Regions from separate parts of the Homo sapiens genome. Here region 2 is linked to region 1. Evidence: chromatin loops called from intact Hi-C (ENCODE). Cell type or tissue: PC-3. All regions are shown on one strand.

What was found. A loop is a pair of places that touch in the nucleus more often than their neighbours do. Peaks named below come from ENCODE experiments on the same cell type or tissue, not always from the same donor. Only the 100,000 strongest peaks of a DNase experiment are listed, where the experiment ranks them.
Region 2: it touches region 1 in a loop (2.0-fold over the local background); 2 of 110 quality-filtered maps call a loop at or near these places.

What each region holds. Positions count from the first base shown.
Region 1 is chr3:10,189,149-10,197,148 of GRCh38, reverse strand. All of the region lies in intron 2 of IRAK2 (interleukin 1 receptor associated kinase 2), which reads right to left. Among named protein-coding and RNA genes, the nearest start is that of IRAK2, 28 kb to the right of the region's middle. RefSeq lists enhancers at 130-424, 4,658-4,967, 7,467-7,546. In PC-3, a CTCF peak has its summit at 4,109 (motif pointing right); DNase peaks (open chromatin) are centred at 298, 4,008 and 5,028; H3K4me3 peaks cover 450 bases; H3K27ac peaks cover 6,946 bases.
Region 2 is chr3:9,973,227-9,981,226 of GRCh38, reverse strand. It overlaps EMC3 (ER membrane protein complex subunit 3), which reads left to right. Exons shown (of 8, transcript NM_001394674.1): 2 at 3,781-3,838; 3 at 4,177-4,270; 4 at 6,739-6,843; 5 at 7,518-7,599. Among named protein-coding and RNA genes, the nearest start is that of EMC3, 9.6 kb to the left of the region's middle. RefSeq lists an enhancer at 3,599-4,798. In PC-3, no CTCF peak of the experiment used is centred here; DNase peaks (open chromatin) are centred at 4,046 and 4,836; H3K4me3 peaks cover 1,242 bases; H3K27ac peaks cover 2,295 bases.

The DNA of each region.
Region 1 (8,000 bases):
GCCTCGGCCTCCCAAAGTGCTGGGATTACAGACATGAGCCACCGCGCCTGGCCTGTTTTATATTGTGGGGTTTTTTTCTTTGTGATTTATTCATATCATAGAATTTTTCAACAAAATCATTATGCATTATTTACACAGTAAAGTATACTTCTTTTAAAAAAAATCAGTTAGCAAGCTAGCTAAAGTAATGACGAGAACTGAGTCTTCCAAGCTAGTGTGAGTAGCGTTTGCCCTGGGGACCCCTCTGGCTCCAGTGAGCAGACGATGAATCAGCCCTTCATGAGATTCAGATCCACCTCACTTCTGTTTTTCACCAACGAATGTCCACGTTGTGTATTGATACGTTCAATTCAAGCACCCTCCCCACAACCCTGGAGATCTCAAGTCAGGAAGCTGAGGCTCAGCGGGGAACAAGACCTGCCCAAGGGAAACAGGGAGGCAGGCAGCACTGAGGCAGGAAGGCGGGGTCTCCTCCCAGAACCACTGACGTAAGGGCACCCAGAGAACATGCACTTCTCTCCCAACCTGGGCTCCACGGGCACTTCAGTGGTTCTATAGGCCACACCCCCCCATCCTGATTGCCATCAGGCCAAGGCCTTTGTGGCTGAAACTCGGAGTCTAGAAGCCAGTTTCTCTCCAACAAGGGCCTTGCCTGCAGGAATCACAGGATCACTGTCTGCCTCATGGCATCCCACTGCCTTCCACAGGCCCAGGAGGAGAATAAACAGTCCCTAGGCCGGGCACAGTGGTTCACACCTATAATCCCAGCACTTTGGGAGGCCAAGGAGGGCAGATCACCTGTGGTCAGGAGTTCTGGACCAGCCTGGCCAACATGGCGAAACCCCGTCTCTACTAAAAATACAAAAATTAGCCAGGCGTGGTGGTGCACACCTGTAGTCCCAGCTACTCAGGAGGCTGAAGCAGGAGAATCGCTTGAACCTGGGAGGCGGAGGCTGCAGTGTGCTAAGATTGTGCCACTGCACTCCAGCCTGGGCAATAGAGCAAGACTCTGTCTCAAAAAACAACAACAACAGAAAACCAGTCCCTTGTACAGAATGACAATGAACAATGTCGGGGTGAGTGCTGATTCAAGCACGGGTCTGGAACAGAGCTGTCGCTCCCAGGGTGCACAGAAGTGAAAGCTCTGCCTGTGCTCCCTTGGAAGGCTACCCCCCGCCACTCCCAGTCCTCATCTTTCCCAGCCTCCCCTCTCTGGCAGGGAGAGACTGCCTCTCTCCCTCCACCCTCCCTCCTCAAACTGCCTCAAGTGGGGCTTATGCTCCTGGAAAGGCTTGTCATCCTTGTGACATCTGTGTCAAAAGGGCAGCAGTGGCTCCCCTGGCTCAGGGCCGGCTGGGCTCGCTGAAGTCACTTCCCAACAGTGACCTCCTGCAGAGGCCAGGCCCGCAACAGTATAAAATGCTCCCTAAAGGTCTCACCTACACCCAGAACCGCCCATGATCCCAGCAAATGAGGCACCTTCTCCTTGTCGGAGGCCTGCCTGGCTGAGCCTCATTGTTCTCATCACAGTAAAACGGGGATGAGGGTGATACTTACAGCCTTACTTAACTTCAGTGTCCTGTTCCTTTTTTTTTTTTTTGAGACAGGGTGTTGCTCTGTCACCCAGGCTATGCAGTGGTGTGATCACAGCTCACTGCAGCCTCAAACTCCTGAGCTCAAGCTATCCTCCTCTCTTAGCCTCCCATGCCGCTGGGATTACAGGCAACACCACGCCCAGCTAATTTTTAATTTTGTGTAGAGACAGCATCTCACTATGTTGCCCAGCCTGGGCTCAAACTCCTAGGCCCCAGTGATCCTCCCACCTTGTCCTCCCAAAGTGCTGGGATTACAGGCCTGAGCCACTGCTCCCAGTCCAGTGTCCTATTCAGGGTAATGTTTTGTTCAGCACAAATCTTTGCCTCTCTGTCAAAACACATTTGGCAGGAACATCAAGGCCACCAACCCATTTGTGGCCGACCTCTGTGGGCTCCACCCGTGGGGAAGATAAAAAATGTCATTATGTTTTCATCCTAAAGAGAGTCCAGCTTTTCTCTTTCTTTTTCTTGTTCCTTCTGCAGTGACATGCGGTGGCCCCACCTGGCACCACAGGGCATTTGGAAGTGAGCAGGAGTGAGGAACAGATGGGGAGGGGCGGTGTCGGCAGGGCTACCTGTGACCAGACCTGTCAGCACACTTGGGGCTAACATCCACCCTCCCACACAAGAGGCACCAGGTCACACCAGCCACGGATGTAAGCCAACAGAGCCCCATGTCAGCCCCAACAAGAAGTTCTGGTTTCCTGTGAAACCCCCATCTTCTCAAGCTTTGAGTTTTTAGATGTCTTTAAAATGCAAGCAATAAATGGTGCGTATAAACATGAACCGCCCTCATCTCCACCCTGGAGCTGCCGGCATGGTCTGAGCTGGGTGGACAGGCAGGCCCATGCATGCCTGTCCCACTGTCCAAACATGAAGATGGAGAAAATGGCCTCTGTCCTCATCCCTCCAAACCTGCTCCCTGCTAGCTAGAAAGACGCAACGCCCACTCATTCAGGCTGGCACACCAGAGAGCTAGTGAAATAAAAATAGAACACCAAAGGCAGGATGAGGCAAAGGAGGCCAAATGCCTACAAGAAAGGGCTGTGACAAGCTTTAACTCTCGCACTGAGCTTCCTATCTGCCAAGGCCAAGGCTCAGGAGTGAGCTGCTCACGGACTTCTTATCACAGATAGACAGGGGCAGCCTCAGGCTTCCAAGACAGCACTCTTTCCTCCCAGGATTAAATTCTCAAGAGAATTCCACACATAAAGTTGATTCTGCAGGATCATGAGATCCAAAAACACAGACTGTGATCAAAGAGTAGAACTAGGATCACAAGAGTAAGCGTGGGGAAGCGTCGGCTCTGGCTTGAGCCAGACCCAAGCTCTGCGATTCCAGCTTCACGCCCAGGCACAGACCTCCTAACCCTCTGAGCTTCATGCGCCTCTCCTGTGGAATCAGAATAATAACCCCACACCTCCCAGGGCCGTCCCAGGGCTCCATGATGACAAATGTGAAGTGGCTGGCCCAGGGCAGGGGCCCACAACACTGTGCAAACAGCCACCCTCCTTCAGTTCTGCCAGAAAGGTGCAGATAGAAAAGAACCTCTGATTCCCAACTCGGGCCTCCGAAGGAAGCATTTAGGGTGGAAGGCTATTTTTAACATTTTAAACACTCTAATGGAAACCGATTCTAGGTGGGCAGCAACTTGGTGCACAGTCCCGAGAGGTACAGTGGCCATGAGAGCAAAGTAACATAGGAGCCCAGCAGCAGGGGAGGTGGGGGCCTGTGCCCACGCCATTGGCAGCCAGCCTCAGTCACACACTGGAGGTGGGCAGCCCAGGGTTCTCCCTGCTGGGACCCCCAGGGATAGGAAGGGGACGCAGGTGACGGAAGGAACAGCTAATCTATAGCTTAGGTGGCCACAGGCACCAGAAGGTTGACACGGCAGTTCTCAGACAGAGTCTGGATTTTTTGTTTTTGTTTTTGAGGCAGAGTCTTGCTCTGTGACCCAGGCTAGAGTGCACTGGTGCAACCATAGCTCACTGCAGCCTCTACCTCCCAAGTTCAAGCAATCCTCCCACCTCAGCCTCCCAAGTAGCTGAGACCACAGGAGCACGCCACCACGCCAGGCTAATTTTGTTTTTGTTTTTGTTTTTGTTTTTTTTTGGTAGAGACAGGGTTTTGCCATATTGCGCAAGCTGATCTCAAACTCCTGGGCTCAAGCAATCTACCTGCCTTGGCCTCCCAAAGTTCTGGGATTACAGGTGTGAGCCACTGCACCCAGCCTGGAATCTGGATATCCGTGAAAGCTGCCTTGCTGAGGCTGAGAACCCACAGTGATGAGGGCTGAGTCCCAGATACAAGGAGGAAATGGGGGAGGGGCAGAAGCGCTTCTCTGTGCCCCTGTCATGGTTCACCAGAGCTGGTTGCCAGGCATGATTTCTTTTTCTCTCTGATTTGTTTTCGGAATGCCTGTGCTCTTCCTAATGAGCATGAATCACTGATGCCACGGAAGGCAAATGAACTCCCGCAGTCTGGAGTGTGTCCTGCAGTCAGGCTCACCAGCAGGGGGATCCTCCTAAGCCTTGGCTTCCTCATCCGACAAATGAGATGTGGAAGTGGACCCCCGACCCGAGACCAGCCATGAGGATAAAAAAATTAACACCCAGCAGATCTAAGCTACCATCATTTGCTATAGTCTCGCTCTGTTGCCCAGGCTGGAGTACAGTGGCACGATCTCTGCTCATTACAACTTCTGCCTCCTGGGTTCAAGCGATTGTCCTACCTCACCCTCCCGAGTAGCTGGGATTACAGGCAGACACCATCACGCCCGGCTAATTTTTGTATTTTTAGTAGAGACGGGGTTTTGCCATATTGGCCAGGCTGGTCTCGAACTCCTGACCTCAGGTGATCCGTCCGCCTTGGCCTCCTACTACTGTTATTATAATGACCACTCTAACTCTAGGTCAGGCTTTTTTTCCTAAGTTCTTGCCCATATCTGTGGCCTATTTAATTCAGGTAACAGCTCTGGGGGATAATTGCTACCAAGTATAAGGTAGTTGTCTTATATCTGAAGAAAGCGAAGCCTAGAATGCAGATTTATTTATTATGTGCTTGTTTATGGCCCAGTTCCTTCAGGAGAAAGGACTAAAGGATGTTTATGGGTGCTGGGCCTTTGGCTGACGGGGCCTGGGCCGTCACACTAGCTGCCTGAGAACATTTCACACGGTGGCAAATCCAGGAGCTGTTGGAGCAGAGGGGACTCAGAGCTGGCAACAAGGTCTTTCCTGGGTGAGCACACTCTGGAAATTCCCCCCAACCCTTCACGCCCGTCAAACTACACAGTAATTTGTTCTTAGGCTGACTCATGTGGCCAGAATAGATCCCTTCCAGAACAAACAAAAGTGATTCAGCTATAACTAAAGCACCCTCGTGCCAGCTGGCTCTATCAGGGACAAACACAGCTTTCCGCGCCCTCTCTTTTCCTTTCCCTCCTAATCCCTGGGTTTGGCCCTCCAGGCCATACACAGTCACACACAACACACAACACACACACACACACACACACACACACACACACACACTCCCAACTCAAGCTAGACCTGAAATGAGGCAAACCTGAGAGCACAGCCTGCCTTCCTAATTGTGCGATCCCTGGTTCTCCACTGAACTTGTACTCCACCTGCTGCTGAAATGACTCATTCTTTCTCATTCATTCATTCATTCATTTTGTGTTAGGGAATGGGGAATCCTTTATCAAAACTGCCGTAATACTGACATTAAGCTAGTTAAATAAAAGACATCTAATTATAAACTGGGAGGTGCTCTATGCTGAAAACAAACTCGAGGGAGGGGTGCCTGATGGACCTACTTCCATAGGCTGGCCAGGAAAAGCTGCCATGAGAAGGGGCCACATATGCAGACACCCAGAGGATGAAAAGGACTAGCATGGAAGAATGTAGGGAAGCTGGGGAGAGACAGCATTCCAAGGAGAGGGAACACGTGTGCAAAGGTCCTTAGGCAGCAAACACTTGGCATATCCCCGCAAGTGAAGGATGACCGTAGTGGCTGAGGGGAATGACTGAGGGGGAAAGTGGTAGAGGTGAGGTTGAAGAGCCGGGCAAAGGTAGACCATGCAGGGCCTTGTAGGCCACAGTTAGGCAGAACCTTACTGTAAGCGCCCTGGAACTGAGGTAACCTGTAGCTGAGAGAGTACTTACCAAATAACCATCTGCTCTGTCTCATACTCCTGCCTCCTTAGCAATTAGGCTGGGCGTCACGACTGGTTCTAGCCAGTGGATTTTTTTTTTTTTGAGACAGATTCTCGCTCTGTTGCCCAGGCTGGAGTGCAGTGGCGCGATCTCGGCTCACTGCAAGCTCCGCCTCCCGGGTTCAAGCAATTCTCCTGCCTCAGCCTCTTGAGTAGCTGGGACTACAGGCACCCGCCACCACGCCCAGCTAATTTTTTTTTATTTTTAGTAGAGACGGGGTATCACCATGTTAGCCAGGATGGTCTCGATCTCCTGACCTTGTGATCCGCCGGCCTCGGCCTCCCAAAGTGCTGGGATTACAGGCTTGAGCCACCGCGCCCGGCCTAGCCAGTGGATTTTAAGTGAAGATGCTATCTATCACTTCCTGGACGAAGCACTTAACAGCTAGTGAGCCTCTTCCAACCCTCTCTTCCCCAGCCACAGTGACTTTGGAAGCCACATGTTCTAGATGACTTAGCTGGCTACAAGAATGCAGGAGGCTGCATGACCCTTACTGGACTTCAGGTGAGTGGGAAATCAATATTTGTTGCGTTGAGGAACTAGATTTCAAGGTTTATCTGATACCGCAGCATAACCAAGCCTATCCTGGCTAATGCATCATCTGAGTATGTGTCCAAAACTTGCAACTGGAGGAGACTAGTTGTAAGAGCTAAGCATCTAGCAGGAGTTCAATAAAGGATGGTTCACTTCACCCTAGCTCTTACCCTTCCTCTCTGAAACACTGGGGACTGGCTTAGAGGCATTCCACACTCTGTTCATTCTAACACCACTCTCAAGAGACCAACAGTGATTAAAGCCTTGCTTTTTTCCAATGGAATAATGAATGCATGGAAGGAAAAGGTCAAGTGACCTGTCCTTAGCCACTCAGCAATTAACTTTAAGAAAACCTCTAGCTGGGCGTGGTGGTGGGCGCCAGTAGTCCCAGCTACTCGGGAGGCTGAGGCAGGATAATTGCTTGAGTCCACGAGGCAGAGGTTGCAGTGAGCCAAGCTCATGCCACTGCACTTCAGCCTGGACAACAGAGTGAGACTCTGTCTCACAAAAAAAAAAAAAAAAAGAAACAAAGAAAACCTCACCATCTCGTATGCTTTGAACCTTCCCAGTCTACAAGAAAAGTAGATAGGGCAATGTCTTTACCCATTTTCCAGATGGGGCAAGTGATGATGCAATCTAGTAACCTACCAAGAAGCGGGTAAGGTCAGGCAGACCTGAATTCCCATGTTGGCCTCATCACTATGGGCTATGTGGCCTTGGGAAATTACTTAATCTCTGAGCCTCAGTTTCCTCTTCTATAAAATAGGGATAATAAGAGTTGTGAGAAAAGATGCTTACCTGGCACATATCAGGTGCTAAACACAAGCTATTACTAGAACCCAGGTGCTCTGACCCCTGGCCTGTGGTTTTGGCCCAAAACAGTGTCGCCTCCAGTGGCAAGTCTGCAGTGGGCAGGGTCTGGATGTAGGCATGTTCTGTTGTGCCCTAGCAGCTGGAAAGGGGCGGAGGCAGGGCAGCCTTCCAAGAGAGCAGACACACAAGCCCTGTCTGGACCTGGCACAGCCCGGCCCCTTCCGGAGAGGAAGGGTTCATTCTCTTCTGTTTCATTTTACATAGCAGCCCCAAATTTTCCACTCAATGAGAGCCCAGCTCCAGGAAGGAAATGACTCTGGCCGAGATGCCAAACCCAAAGTTAGAAACTGTCAAGAGTTGCACAACCAAGAAGAAACTGCATGAAAATTGTGAAACTCAAGACTTCAGGTAGATAGTAGCAACAGATGGGAAGAGAAAACCTTGGTCACTTCCCAAATCCCTTCGGATTCCTGAAGTGTCTTCCTGTCCTACTCAGTTGACATCTGGAACCTCACAGGCCCAGCCCCCCAGTCCATATAGTGGCCAAAACAGGGGATACTCCCAGGTGGAAGCCCTCCAACGTCTTCCCTTCACTCTCCGGTGAAAGCAAACTCTTGGCGGTAGCCTGCATGGCACTGGGTGGCCTGACCCTGCCCTGTCCCCAGCCTCAGCCCACCCCCAGGCCTTTGTACATGCTGCTCCCCCCGGCTAGATATGTGTGTGTCGTCCTTCACTTCTTGGTCCACTATTCCTTACGGAGGAGGCTCAAGTTTCACTGCCTCAGAGAAACTTCCCCTGATGAGATCAAATCCTCTCATCTTGCACTCTCCTACCTGCCCTC
Region 2 (8,000 bases), 220 kb after region 1:
TTGCTTTGTCACCCAGGCTGGACTAAAGAGGTTGAGGCTGCAGTGATTGAGGCTGCGATCGCAGTGGTGCGATCATGGCTCACTTCAGCCTCGATCTCCCGGGCTCAAGTGATCCTCCCACAGCCTCCCGAGTAGCTGGGACTACAGGCACACGCCACTGCACCTGGCTAATGTTTAAATTTTTTTGTGGAGACAGTGGTCTCATTATGTTGACTAGGCTGTTCTTGAACTCCAGGGCTCCAGGGCTCAAGCAATCCTCCCACCTCAGCCTCCCAAAGTATTGAGATTACAGGCGAGAGCCACCACGCCTGGCTGTGAACAATGGCCTTTTGATGGCCTATCATGTGCCTTGCACTCTGCTGCATGCTGTGGGGTACAGTGTAAGACAAGGTCACGACCCTGCTCTCAGAGTTTCTGTTCAAGTAATAAAATATGCAAAGGAAAAAATAACAGATACTATTAATCTAGTGCTTAGGATGTGCCAGGTACAGTCATATAAGATCATATATGTGAAGAACTCAGCCTAAAATTCTCCACTTGGCTGGGTGTGGTGGCTCACGCCTGTAATCCCAGCACTTTGGGAGGCTGAGGCAAGTGGATCACTAGAGTCCAGGAGTTAGAGACCAGCCTGGGCAGCATAGTGAGACCCTGTCTCTACAAAAAAAAAAAAAACAAAAAAAACAAAACACAAAAGTTTGCCAGGTGTCATGGTGTGTGCCTGTAGTCCTAGCTACTCGGGAGACTAAGATGGGAGGATCACTTGAGCTCCAGAGGTCAAGGTTGCCATGAGCCAAGATTGTACCACTGCACTCCAGCCTGGACAACAGAGTAAGACCCTGTCTCAAAAAAAAAAAAAAATCCTTCATTAGTTTCCTTTTGCTCTTAAGACAGTGATCAAAATACAGTGGGACCTGGCTGGGCATGGTTTTTCATGCCTGTAATCCCAGCACTTTGAGAGGCTGAGGCAGGCGGATCATCTGATGTCAGGAATTCGAGACCAGCCTGGCCAACATGGTGAAACCCCATCTCTACTAAAAATACAAAAATTAGCTGGGCATGGTGGTGCGCGCCTGTAACCCCAGCTACTCTGAAGGCTGAGGCGGGAGAATTGCTTGAACTCGTGAGGCAGAGGTTGCACTGAGCTGGGATTGCGCCATTGCAGTTCAGCCTGGGAGACAGAGTGAGATTCCATCTCAAAAAAAAAAAAAAAAATACAGTGAGACCACATGATTTTGTATAGTCTGGCTCTTGCACACCTCTCAAGTCTTGTTTTCATCACATTTTCTATAGTTCTCCTTTTTCCAGTCATGTGGCCTTTTCTCAGGTCCTCAGAGGCAGAGTGTTTACTTCTACGAGGCTTTTGCCCATTTTGTTTACACCAGCACTTTGCCAAGGTAATCCTCACTCATCCTGAAGAGTCCAGCTTAATCCTACATCCTCAGCAAACTCTCAGACCTTGACTTTCCAGACTCCATCACCTCCTGGTTATGCACTCTTGCAATACCATCCATCTCTCTCTAGGACATGATAATTGAATTTCACATTTATTCCTCTGGTTATTTGGTTAATGTCTTTCCCCCTCACTAGACTTTGACCATCGTAAGATATTTGTATTTTGATCACCGTTCTTCATGTCACCTGGCACTTAGAAGTTCAAGAAATATTTGTTCAATGAAAGAATAAATCTACCCTTGTACAGAATATGAATAGAGACTTAGGGAATTTAAGTGACTTGCTCAAGATCACATGGCTAATAAGTGGCAGAGGTGGGATTGAACCCATGTGTTCAACTCCAGAGCTTAAGTTTTTACCCATTACTCTAGACCCAGTGCTTCTTATACTGTCAATGGTGAAGGACCAGTTTTGGGGTTTTTTGTTTTTTAAATTTCTAATCTCTTATAGGCTAATACTTTTGTAAAATATTTTGATCATGTATCTGGATGTTGTGACAATGTCAAATTATTATAAAAGTCTCTAAATCCTTACTCTCAGTGTCTGTGCTTATCACAGACTAGCATTCACCACACTTTGAGTATCTTTAGACTAGCATCCAGGGAGCAGAATGTATTACATGTTGCGCCCTGTAGATAAAGTAGAGAACTGTATAGCATAATGAGCTCAGGAGGAGGAAGCAGAGAGAATTCCACGAGGGCTCCAGGCATTGGGAAAAGCTTCGTGGAGATGCTGAGACTTGAAGATGTTAAGGCATGATGGAGTAGAACTCGGAAAGGAAAGGGCACTGGAACATTCCCAGCATGTGGAGAAACTAGAATATGTGTAGTGTGACAGGGGAAACCCCGGGGTACTGACTGTTTAAAACAAGTGGTTTGTATTGAGTAGAGACAGGAAGCCAAGCACAGTTTTTTTGTTTGTTTGTTTGTTTTTTGTTGTTGTTGTTTTTTTGAGATGGAGTCCCACCCCAGGCTGGAGTGCAATGGCGTCGTCTCGGCTCACTGCAACCCCCTACCTTCCTGGTTCAAGTGATTCTCCTACCTCAGCCTCCTGAGTAGCTGGGATTACAGGCACAGGCCACCACACCCGGCTAATTTTTATATTTTTAGTAGAGACAGGGTTTCATCATGTTGGCAAGGCTGGTCTCAAACTCCTGACCTCGTGATCCGCCCACCTCGGCCTCCCAAAGTGCTGGGATTACAGATGTGAGCCACTGCGCCTGGCCCCTACCAAGCACAGGTTTTACTATGTTCATTTCTGTTCATAATTTTTTTTCACGTTTCAAGACTATTTCCATTACTTTAAGGGCCTTTTCCTCTTTTCCTCCTTTAATGAACTTTTGAGTACCTAGAAAAAAATTAATATTTTGATCTCTGTTTTGTCATTTGCATCTTAGCAACACCCATTTGTTGCATAACACTGTATTCTTTTTTTGTTGTTAGAGACAGGGTCTTAACTGTTGCCCAGGCTGGAGAGCAGTGGCGCCATCTCAGCTCATTGCAACCTCTGCCTCTTGGGCTCAGGTGATCCTTCTACTGCAGCCTCCTGAGTAGCTGGGACTACAGGCACGTGCCACCAGCCTGGCTAATTTTTTTTTTTTTTTTTTTTTTTTTTTTTTTTTTTTTTTTTAGAGACAGGGTCTTGCTATGTTGCCCAGGCTAGTCTCAGACTCCTGGGCTTAAGTGATCCACCTGCCTTTGCCTTCCAAATTGCTGGGATTAGAGGCGTGAGCCACTGCACCTGGCCTAGCATGATATTTATTGATCAACTATGGCTCTAATAGTTGATTTAAGATCACCTAGTAATTTCATTTATTTATTCAATAAATGTTTACTGAGAGCTTTCTAACAGTCTGACTTCTGGGTAGATTTTCTATTTGTCCATCAGATAGCAACCCTCTCAAGGCCTGTTCTCATTTCTCTGTAGGTAATAAGAAATTCCTTCTTTTATCCTCACTCTTCTCCCTTTCTCCTGACCCCAGATCTCCTGAGCAGTGTTCAACTATTCTTTTCACTCAGAGAAAGTGTCTTCCTAGCTTATTATCAAATAAGAAAAAGCTGAGTGTAATGTCCCAAATGTACCTAACTCTGAAATATTTATGTGTTCAGAAACACAGTCACTTTTGAAAAATACTTTTCTGAAAACCTAGTAGTTAGGTTAAATAAGTTTACGTTGGTTTTAAAGATACTTGTATTTTGGGAAGTTTCCACACAGAGCTGTTGCCAAATAGGCCCTCTCTTGTGTTTAAATAGGTCTTCTACTTGACTCTCCCATTTTCTTCTAGTGTTTCACTTTTTAAAATCTCATTGTGTTGGTTGTATTTTTCAGTCAAGTCCTAATTCGAAGCAGAGTCCTCAGGGAAAATGGAAAATACATTCCCAAACAGGTACTCATTTATCTTTTATTAAAAAGCTCCACGATTCACTGTTGGGCAGTAGATATCTGAATGTTTTATAAGGGGGCTCTGGGGAAAGCTAAAGGTTGGCAACTTAGTAATTAAGCTGTGGCCTGGTGGTGTTTGCTCTCATGGTGACCTCACCCTTCTTAGGAAATTGTTTTTAAATGTGACTCAGCTAAAGTGTCAGGTCGCCTGCCAAGTAGGCTGACAGCTCTGAGCGGAACAGCATATCCTAAAGGCCTTCTGACTAAGCCACTGGGGAGTAATTTAACAGTTTGCTGTGTCATAGTTCTTAGACTTAAAACACTTTTTTTTTTTTTTACTAGTCTTTCTTGACACGAAAATATTATTTCAACAACCCAGAGGATGGATTTTTCAAAAAAACTAAACGGAAGGTAGTGCCACCTTCTCCTATGACTGGTATGTTTGTTCCCTTCACTCATCTTTAAGGAAGATTTTTAACATGGGTATTTGAGTGGGGTGGGGTAGGCAGGGAGGGTGTCATTTTATTTAAATGTTAAATTGCAAAAGATAGTAATCTTAGACCTTAGAAATCATCTGATACAGGGATCTATGGAAGTGGAATTCTCTTTTTCAGTTAGATTTTCTGAGAACCCCAATGTATAAAGTGGATTAAAAAAAATAGTTCTCAGCTGATGGAGTGGGGAGGCCAGAGCTATTGTCCCTGGGTCTCTCCTTATTGCTGTTCTCAGGACCCAGGATTCTAGGGAGCACAGTTGGTAAAGCATTCCAGCCTGGCTGTCACCCAGTGCCTGGATCCCCTTCCAATAGATGGCTGCCCAGCTTCTGCCTAAATGAGGAAGAGTGCAGTACTTCCAAGATGTGCCATTTTGTTGACTTTGTTGTTAGACGTGATTGTTTGGTCTACCCTACAGTTTTGGCTCTAACATTTTCTACTTCCACTGATACCAGTCATGTGAAAAATATAGCATGTTAAAAGTAAAACAGGCCAGGTGTGGTGGCTCACGCCTATAATCCTTGCATTTTGGGAGGCTGAGTCAGGTGGATTGATTGCCTGAGGTCAGGAGTTCAAACCAGCCTGGTTTACATGATGAAACCCCGTCTCTACTAAAAATACAAAAATTAGCCTAGCGTGGTGGTGGGTGCCTGTAGTCCCAGCTACCCCGGAGGCTGAGGCAGGAAATTGCTTGAACCTGGGAGGTGGAGGTTGCAGTGAGCTGAGGTCACGTCACTGCACTCCAGCCTGGGCGACAGAGCAAGACTCCATCTCCGAAAAATAAAAATAAAAATAACTAAAAGTAAAACAAAGTAATTTGTTGTTCTGTGTTGACTCCTCTCATTTTAGTACTATTCACTTCTTTAGGTGAGATAACCAGCTATTTTAAACCCATACGGAAGGTATTATAATTAATTTTTTTTGAGAGTGACTAAGGTTGTATGGAGTTAATTTTTTAACAAATTTTTAAGAAAATTTACAAGAAACAAAAGACCATTAAATATATGAAAAGTTACTTGACCTCACTAATAATCCATGGAATATCAATTAAAACAAGATATCTTTTTTTTTTTTTTTTTTTTTCTTCAGAAAGGAGTCTCGCTCTCTCACCCAGGCTGGAGTGCAGTGGTGCGATCTCGGCTCACTGCAGGCTCCGCCTCCCGGGTTCACGCGATTCTCCTGCCTCAGCCTCCAGAGTAGCTGAGATTACAGGCACCTGCCACCATGCCCGGCTAATTTTTTGTATTTTTAATAGAGACGGGGTTTCATTGTGTTAGCCAGGATGGTCTCCATCTCCTGACCTCGTGATCCGCCCGCCTTGGCCTCCCAAAGTGCTGGGATTACAGGTGTGAGCCACCGTGCCTGGCCAAGATATCTCTTTTTTTTTTTTTTAGCCCAGTAAGCTGTCAAAAGATTGAAAAGATTGTCAGGATCCACTATTGTCAAGGTCGAGGAAGTTAGGCTCCCTCACCATTGGCGGGAGTGGCAAGAGGTGGGGCCTTGCTGACAGTCTGACAATATCTATCAATTTTAAATGTACAAATCCTTGGACCTAGAAATTCTAAGAAATTCTCTTACGGAAACACATAAACATGCAGATGTATGTGCAAGATAATTGTCGGCAGCATCATTTATCGTTTATTGGCAAAAACAATGGAAACAATCGATAGGTCTACTCAAAAGTGATTGGTGTGACCACACCATGGAATCCTATGCAGACATTAAAAATATTGAGACTGGGTACGGTGGCTGACGCCTGTAATCCCAGCACTTTGGGAGACCGAGGCAGGCAGATCACTTGAGGTCAGTCACGAGTTCAAGACCAGCCTGGCCGACATGGTGAAACCCCGTCTCTACTGAAAATACAAAAATTAGCTGGGCATTGTAGTGTGTGCCTGTAATCCCAGCTACTTAGGAGGCTGAGGCAAGAGAATCACTTGAACCTGGGAGGCGGAGGTTGCAGTGAGCTGAGATCATGCCACTGCACTCCAGCCTGGGCGATAGAGTGAGACTCCATCTCAAAAAAAAAAAAAAAAAAAAACGCTGGGTGCGGTGGCTCCCGCCTGTAATCCCAGCACTTTGGGAGGCCGAAGCAGGCGGATCACGAGTTCAGGAGATCAAGACCATCCTGGCTGACACGGTGAAACCCCGTCTCTACTAAAAATACAAAAAATTAGCCAGGCGTGGTGGCAGGCACCTGTAGTCCCATCTACTCGGGAGGCTGAGGCAGGAGAATGGTGTGAACCTGGGAGGCGGAGCTTGCAGTGAGCTGAGATCGCACCACTGCACTCCAGCCTGGGCGACAGAGCGGGACTCCGTCTCAAAAAAAAACAGTTTACAGAAAATCAGGAGAAAGTCCCTGGCAACAGAGGTAAAACTTAGTGGTTTCTTGTTTGTGCTTTTGTCTTAGATCCTACTATGTTGACAGACATGATGAAAGGGAATGTAACAAATGTCCTCCCTATGATTCTTATTGGTGGATGGATCAACATGACATTCTCAGGCTTTGTCACAAGTAAGTTACAGACCCAGCCGACTTCATGTTACCCAGAGAAATTCAAGTGCTAGTGAGACACTAATATCACAGGTCCTGTGTTTTCTTTTGTAAACTGATAATAGTCCTTGAACAAAAAATTTAATATGTGATGACTTTTACGGCTTTTGCCCAAAAATGATCCTAAGTTCATGACGTGGATGCTTTTTAGCCAGATTAGATTCAAGCAAGTGACTTGCTAGCTTACTTCCAAAACTAATACGGTATTCTCGTTGAGCAGGATAAAGGGAAGCGTATTTCTATTTTGACTTCATTTGCTAGATGTTAGGGTGAGTTTTCTGTTTGTTTGTAAGTTGATTCGCTTTTAATCAATTTGGTTTCTTATTAACATAATTCTATGCTTATATATTCCACTTAGAGTTTGACAGTTTGCTGCAAGTTTTTTCCAAATTTCAGGTCACAGCTCAGTTTGAGTCCCTGCTTCCTCAGTAAGCTAGAGGCAGATATTATTCAGGGAAACTAGAGCAGAGTGGCATTTTGACTGTCTTTTCTTCAGAAATTGCCACAGATTTCCTTGTGGAAGTCGTTTTCCAAAAGCTATGTGGCACAGAGTTCCCACCTCCTCTGAGAAAGAGTCACACTTATTCTAAAAATAAAACAGCTCAGAGTGATTGTGAACTTTTTCTTCTCTGCAGCCAAGGTCCCATTTCCACTGACCCTCCGTTTTAAGCCTATGTTACAGCAAGGAATCGAGCTACTCACATTAGATGCATCCTGGTAAGAACTTTCTTTTGTTTAATAAAAACACAAACCACACTTTGGGAAGCCAAGGCGGGAGGATCACTTGAGCCCATGAGTTTGAGACCAGCCTGGGCAACAGAGTAAGACCCTGTCTCAAGAAAACGAAAACAGGCCGGGCGCAGTGGCTCACGACTGTAATCCCAGCACTTTGGGAGGCCGAGGTGGGCAGATGATGAGATCAGGAGATCGAGACCATTCTGGCTAACACTGTGAAACCCCGTCTGTACTAAAAATACAAAAACTTAGCCAGGCGTGGTGGCGGGCGCCTGTAGTCCCAGCTTCTCGGGAGGCTGAGGCAGGAGAATTGCATGAACCCAGGAGGCGGAGCTTGCAGTGAGCTGAGATTGCGCCACTGCACTCCAGCCTGGGCGACAGAG